Regions from separate parts of the Homo sapiens genome. Here region 1 is linked to region 2. Evidence: chromatin loops called from intact Hi-C (ENCODE). Cell type or tissue: mammary epithelial cell. All regions are shown on one strand. Links, peaks and the distances in the headings refer to the core of each region. The heading gives the core; the rest is flanking DNA. Region 1 holds the start of MIR34BHG (MIR34B and MIR34C host gene). Region 2 has its middle 56 kb from the start of MIR34BHG.

Region 1 (2,909 bases), core at 106-2,605, 55 kb before region 2:
ACATTTGGATATTCAGGGTTAGGGCTGTGGATGCCAGAAAAACAGTATCTTGTGACAGTTGGGCAAAAGGGACAGTTACAGAGGACTTCTGGGAGATCTCTGCTAATAACTTTCCTTCCCCTCCTTTGCCTTTAATGAATTAATCAGGAGAGGATAAGGAATGTTCTCTTTATCCTCACCTTGTGAAATTCAGCTGGAAGCAGCCTCCCCTAGAAATATGGTCTTCATGCATCCAGTATAGAGCACCCATTGCTGACACCAAAGGCTTAGTTCTAAATTAGTTTCTGCAAAAGAAAACTTCCCACCTATAGATTGATTCCCTAAAACCAGCAAATGGTCTCATAGATGCCACAAGTAACATGAACAGGGGCAGGTCATCTGGATCATTCAATACAAACTACAAACTCACACTATTAAAACAACTAAAGAACTGCCCAAGGATGTTTGAATAAGTTATAGCATTTTCTTTGCATATGAAAGACAGCACTTTTTTTCCAAATGCATACTTTGTTCTGTACACCCCATAGTGAAGGGAAAGAAACCAAAATACAAAATATGTAGCACAGAAAATGTTAATTGTAAAAATTAACTCGTAGAATTAAATTGTGAAAGACAAGCCATCTACAATAACTGTATTTTGTATTCATCTTATCTTTGTGAGGGGCACGGTGTTTTAGCACACATTACATAAATGACTCACATTCACCTAAATATACATACATGAAACTAGGAGCAAAATAGTCTTCATTCCATTAACAATATGCAGACTTAGAGAAATCTTGGTTAGGAGATAGTTATAAAAATGATTCTCTTCTACCAAATTGTTAGTCACTTTTACCCAATACTATATCGAACACTTCTTCCCAACTGATGTTTTATGATTATTAGTTGCATCTTAAATATCTTACCTGAGCTGGATTGCTGCCATCCAAGGCAATGGTTGGGTCAGATGCCTTGAAAAGTAGGTTTCTACAGACTTTTCTTCAAAAGTAATAAAAAATAAAACTCATATGTAAAAGTCATGAAGATGCATTGCCTACTGAAATAACTTTTTAAAATGAGTTTATTTTCTATGTAGTACAACTAAAAATTTAAATAACGACAAAAAATATGTGTGGCCTAGTTCTGTTGAAAAAAAAAAAAGAATGCTTGTTCTTAGGGTTGCTGTTGATTTGGCCTGCAGTTACTAGAGAAACTCCAAGGATCTCATTCCCTTTATGGTTCATGTCTAGGCATGCCTGGAGACCAGGGAGACCCATGATTTAATCTAAGTAAGAATGCTTGTGGTGTTTTAAATGCCCACACAGAGGATTGCATTTGTTTTAGACAGTACAAGGAAGGCACCTTTCAGGGGAATTGTTTACTGTTTTAATTTCTGGGCTTTTGGTGATTAGGGAGATGGAAAAGGAGCTATCAGGAGAGACAAGGTTGATGACTAGGAGGAAGCCAAGAAGAGTGTAGAAAACAAATACCTTCTGCTTTAGCTTTGGCACATTTATATTGACTTAATTTACCACTTCTAGATACAAGACTAGATTGATGGGAATTGGGAATTAGAAAAGGTGGAGACAGGCCGGGGGTTGTGGCTCACACCTGTAATCCCAGCACTTTGGGAGGTCAAGGCGGGCGGATCACGAGGTCAAGAGATAGAGACCATCCTGGCCAACATGGTGAAACCCTGTCTCTACTAAAAATACAAAAATCAGCTGGGCGTGGTGGTGCGCGCCTGTAGTTCCAGCTACTTGGAAGGCTGAGGTGGGAGAATAGCTTGAACCCGGGAGGCAGAGGTTGCAGTGAGCCGAGATCGTGCCACTGCACTCCAGCCTGGGTGACAGAGCAAGACTCCATCTCAAAAAAAAAAAAAAAAAAGAAAAAAGAAAAAAGAAAAAAAAAGATGGAGACAATTGGAGACAACATATCCCTCCCTTCAATACATACAAACTCACCATCTCCCACAGCTTTTGAAGGATGTTGTTGGAAGAGGAAGAAATGAAGAATTAGACTAATTAGAAATTACTGGATTTTAGCAGCTTCTTTATAAACCTGTTTTGTTTTTGTTTTTGTTTTTGTTTTTGTTTTTTTTTGAGATGGAGTTTTGCTCTTATTGCCCAAGCTGGAGTGCAGTGACGTGATCTTGGCTCACTGCAACCTCTGTCTCCTAGGTTCAAGCGATTCTTTTGCCTCATACTCCTGAGTAGCTGGGATTACAGGCGCCCACCACCATGCCTGGCTAATTTTTTGTATTTTTAGTAGAGATGGGGTTTCACTATGTTGGCCAGGCTGGTCTCGAACTCCTGACCTCAGGCGATCCACCGCACCCCCCTTGGCCTCTCACAGTGCTAGCATTACAGGAGTGAGCCACTGCACCTGGCCTAAACCTGTTTTTTTAAATGCATATTTACTCATAGGAAATATAAAACCATATCTTGGTTTATAGATCAATAAATGTCAGATTATTAAACTTCTTGATAGTATACCTAGAAACTAGTTTATATGTTGAAGCAAGACTAAATTGAAGTCAATTCAGTGCCTTTGAAGAACTAAAAATAATTGAATCTATTTATGGGAGAAGATTTTCTTTTGAGCTAAAATGAACTGCCAGCGGTTTTTATAATTCCATATTTCTAGTTTCATTTCATTGTACTCTCATTAGTAAGAGTGCACCAGATTCTTAATTAGCTTCTTGTTTATATTTATTGATTAATCAATACTGTTGCTTTCAGTATAAAATGTTAATTTATCTTTCAGGTAAATCATAAGCAGTCTAACAAAATAGTCTCTATAATTAAAGTTGCCGGAGCTCTTAGGTATGGCTTCAGTAGGAGCAAACAGGTTGCATATTTTCCATCTTTAGAGAACAATCTCTAAGGATTTATGTGGTCTAGTTGGTGAGATGGACAATGTGTGTA
Region 2 (2,909 bases), core at 119-2,618:
GCTCAGCCCTGGGCTGGGGGCCGGTGGGAGAGGGAACATGCGGGGACTCCCTTGGCTGGTGACTGGAAGGAGCTGGTGAGAACTCCTCCCCAGCCTCCACAGACATTGTGCTCCTGAGGGGGCAGGGGTCTCATCTTTGCTAACTCCAGAGCAGTATTCCACGTGCCATTGTGATATCATTGCGCAGGCCGGCAGAGACTGGAAAAGCCTCGGGAAATGGTGGCAACAGCCTACAGGGGGGCTACGGGATTCCCAGGACTCAGCAGGCCTGCGAGACCCCAAGACAGGTTCATCATTTACCAAACTTGGCCGTTTGCCTTCATCTGCCAGGCTTTTATTTTCAGGAAGTGCCTCCGGATCTATAAAGCTATGACTTGCCATGGCTTTGTTTCTTCCTTGGTTCTTCCCACTTTCGAGGCTCCTTCTTCTTTTGGGCAGGCATTGCATGGGAAGCCCCTCCCGACCTTGGGGTGTCCGCTCTGTTTTGCCCTCTTCTACCTCTCCTCCCCTGCTGGGTGTCTGGGGGTGGAACTGGAGTTTCTACAGGGCTAGTTGCCCTGATTCAGGGCCAGGTTTCCTGGGGGGCCCTGGCTGAGGCCCAAGCAAAGCTCACCTGGCCTCAGTAGCTCCGCCCCAGTGCCGGTGCCCAGAATGCCCCAGGCCTTCAGGCGGTGGCCCTCCTGCAGCACGACCTGGGACAGGTGGCCCAGCACCGTGTCCAGCTGGGGAACTGCCCTGCAGGGGCACAGGAGCAATCAGGGGTGGGAAAAGGACGTTTTGTTTTGGCCAGTTCCGGGACCCCCTGCAGCCACATTCTCTCCTCCCCATTTCATGTCTCCCTAAGTCTGATCCAGGTTGGCCAGATCCACACTTTTCTGGGTTCTGCCCAGCCGGAGAGGATTTCTCTGACCTGGAGCCCATCTGTGCTTTCAACTGCTGCTGAACCTCCCTCAGCGTCGAGCAGAAAGAGGCCCACTGCTCCTGCCTCCCGAGGAGGTTTTGGCGAAGGAGCTTGAGTTGGTGACGAAGGCTGGCTGCGTACTCGCCTGCCAGGTGCCTCCTCCGGCTGGCCTTCTCTTCTGCAGCCCAGGCAGCTGCCTCAGCAGCCTGGGTCAGAGACAACCCTGCCTGCTCACCTGCAGGCGCTACAGCCACCAGGGACAGCAAGCTCGGGGACACCCCACTCACCTTGGGAACTCCAGAGTTATTCTGGACAGGCATGGCAGCAGCGGCAAAGGGGATGAGAAATTCCCAGAGATGGTGGGAACTGTAGGTAAGAGCTTTAGGGCCAGGGAGATGGAACAGGTTGGGGAGGTGCTAAGGGAGGGAGCCTGGACCTCAGTGAGGGGAGGGAGTTGTGTTTGGGCACAGAGACCAGAGAGGAAGGCGTGAACCAAGCCCACCTGCTGCTGCTCCCTCTGCACGCTCCTCAGAAGCCGGTTAGCGGAGGCTGGGAGGCAGCGCCTTGTTCCCCACAGCTGCTGGAGAGAACGGGCTTCACCCAGAAGTTTAAGGTAGAGGAGTTTGAGCTGTGAGAGAGGGTGGATTGAGTGTGTGTGAACTCTGTTCCCGGAGCCACCCAGCCTCTCACTGTTGTGATTGCAGCGCCCCCTGCTGCCAACAGCTGGAGAGACTCCAGAACCCCACCCCCCAACCCCCAACCCCCAACCCAGACACTTGGAAAGAGTGAATGAGGACAGACACTGGCTCGTCCCAGCCAGTCTCAGCATGCACATTCTGCTGGGGAAGCCCTGGCCCAGTTTTGGTACTTGGACTTCTAATGTATTCTTTTTGCTTCTAATGCCTGCCATCTACTGGCATAAATTTGCTCACCTAGTTGGGCTACCGAGGACTAGGGATGGAGATCTGAGAAGGAACTCCAATGGTGGCCTTGGTAGAATCCCTATTACTGGTCCGAAGCCCTAGGTTTCATGAAATCAGTTCTAATTTTAATCTGAAATCCTCTATCTCCCCTTCCCATATACTCTCCTTTATTCTGATTCCTTTAGGACTCTATGTTCCATATTCTTTGGACTCTATGTCCTATAACCAACTCTCCTGAAGAGGAGACTCTTTCTAGCCCCACATGTTCCTCCAGTCTTGGGTAGAAGTGTTGCCTGGAGCTGCCAGTTACCTCTTCCTTCGTGTGGCTGAGTTTGGCTGTCACTGACAGAGACTGCCTGAGGCAGTCTCCAAAGAAGGCCTCTGTGTCAAACCACTCCAGATCTACCTGCTCCTCAGCCTCCCAGCTCCCACCTGTGGGGGTCGGAGGGAAGAAGGATTATCCTCCTGAAATGCAAATATGAGCTTCCCTACAGATCTTCCATGCATCTTCTTCCTATAGAGCCTCAACAGTCCAGGCACAGTCTTGCTACTGAAAGTGTAGTTCTTGGGTAAGGAGCATCAGTGCTACTGAGGAATTTGTTAGAAATGCAGAATCTCAGGCCTCATCCAAGACCTACTGAAGCAGAAGATCCCCAGGAAATTCATATCTACATTAAAGTTCTAGGAGCACAAACAAATCCCAGTGTGGCTGTCTGAGGACCATGCTGTGAGTAGCAAGGATAGAAGGGGAACCCTTCAGTGTGACATACAATAAATACCTTCTGCAACTTGCTCCTCTAGATAGTACTGGTCACTGTGTAACTTGGCTGCTTTGTACACGGTTATACTATGTTTCTTTTGGAAAGTGTGTTTAGATGTCTCTTTCCTGCTCTATATTGCCTATGCCTAGTGCCCGGCAGTGTTATGACATACAGTACCACTCAGAAAAGATTTTTTGAGCAAATCAGTGGATGAATGAAGAGGAATTGAGAATTGAGCAATCTTGGAAGATGGAAAAAAGAAGCAGGAGCTGGCTAGTTGGATTTGGGGGTGCCTCTGGGATTCTAGCCCACCTGTCACTCACC

Evidence for each region. Peaks named below come from ENCODE experiments on the same cell type or tissue, not always from the same donor. Only the 100,000 strongest peaks of a DNase experiment are listed, where the experiment ranks them.
Region 1: a loop joins it to region 2, with 8 times the contacts of the local background. A loop is called at or near these places in 7 of 110 quality-filtered maps.

What each region holds. Positions count from the first base shown.
Region 1 is chr11:111,508,872-111,511,780 of GRCh38, reverse strand. All of the region lies in intron 1 of BTG4 (BTG anti-proliferation factor 4), which reads left to right. MIR34BHG (MIR34B and MIR34C host gene) reads right to left here and starts at 1,179. Exons shown (of 2, transcript NR_147706.1): 1 at 909-1,179. RefSeq lists an enhancer at 540-1,739. In mammary epithelial cell, for the core only: no CTCF peak of the experiment used is centred there; a DNase peak (open chromatin) is centred at 1,240; H3K4me3 peaks cover 984 bases; H3K27ac peaks cover 1,636 bases.
Region 2 is chr11:111,453,583-111,456,491 of GRCh38, reverse strand. It overlaps a transcript of BTG4 not described here. Among named protein-coding and RNA genes, the nearest start is that of MIR34BHG, 56 kb to the left of the region's middle. In mammary epithelial cell, for the core only: CTCF peaks have their summits at 1,138 and 1,605 (motif pointing left); a DNase peak (open chromatin) is centred at 1,721.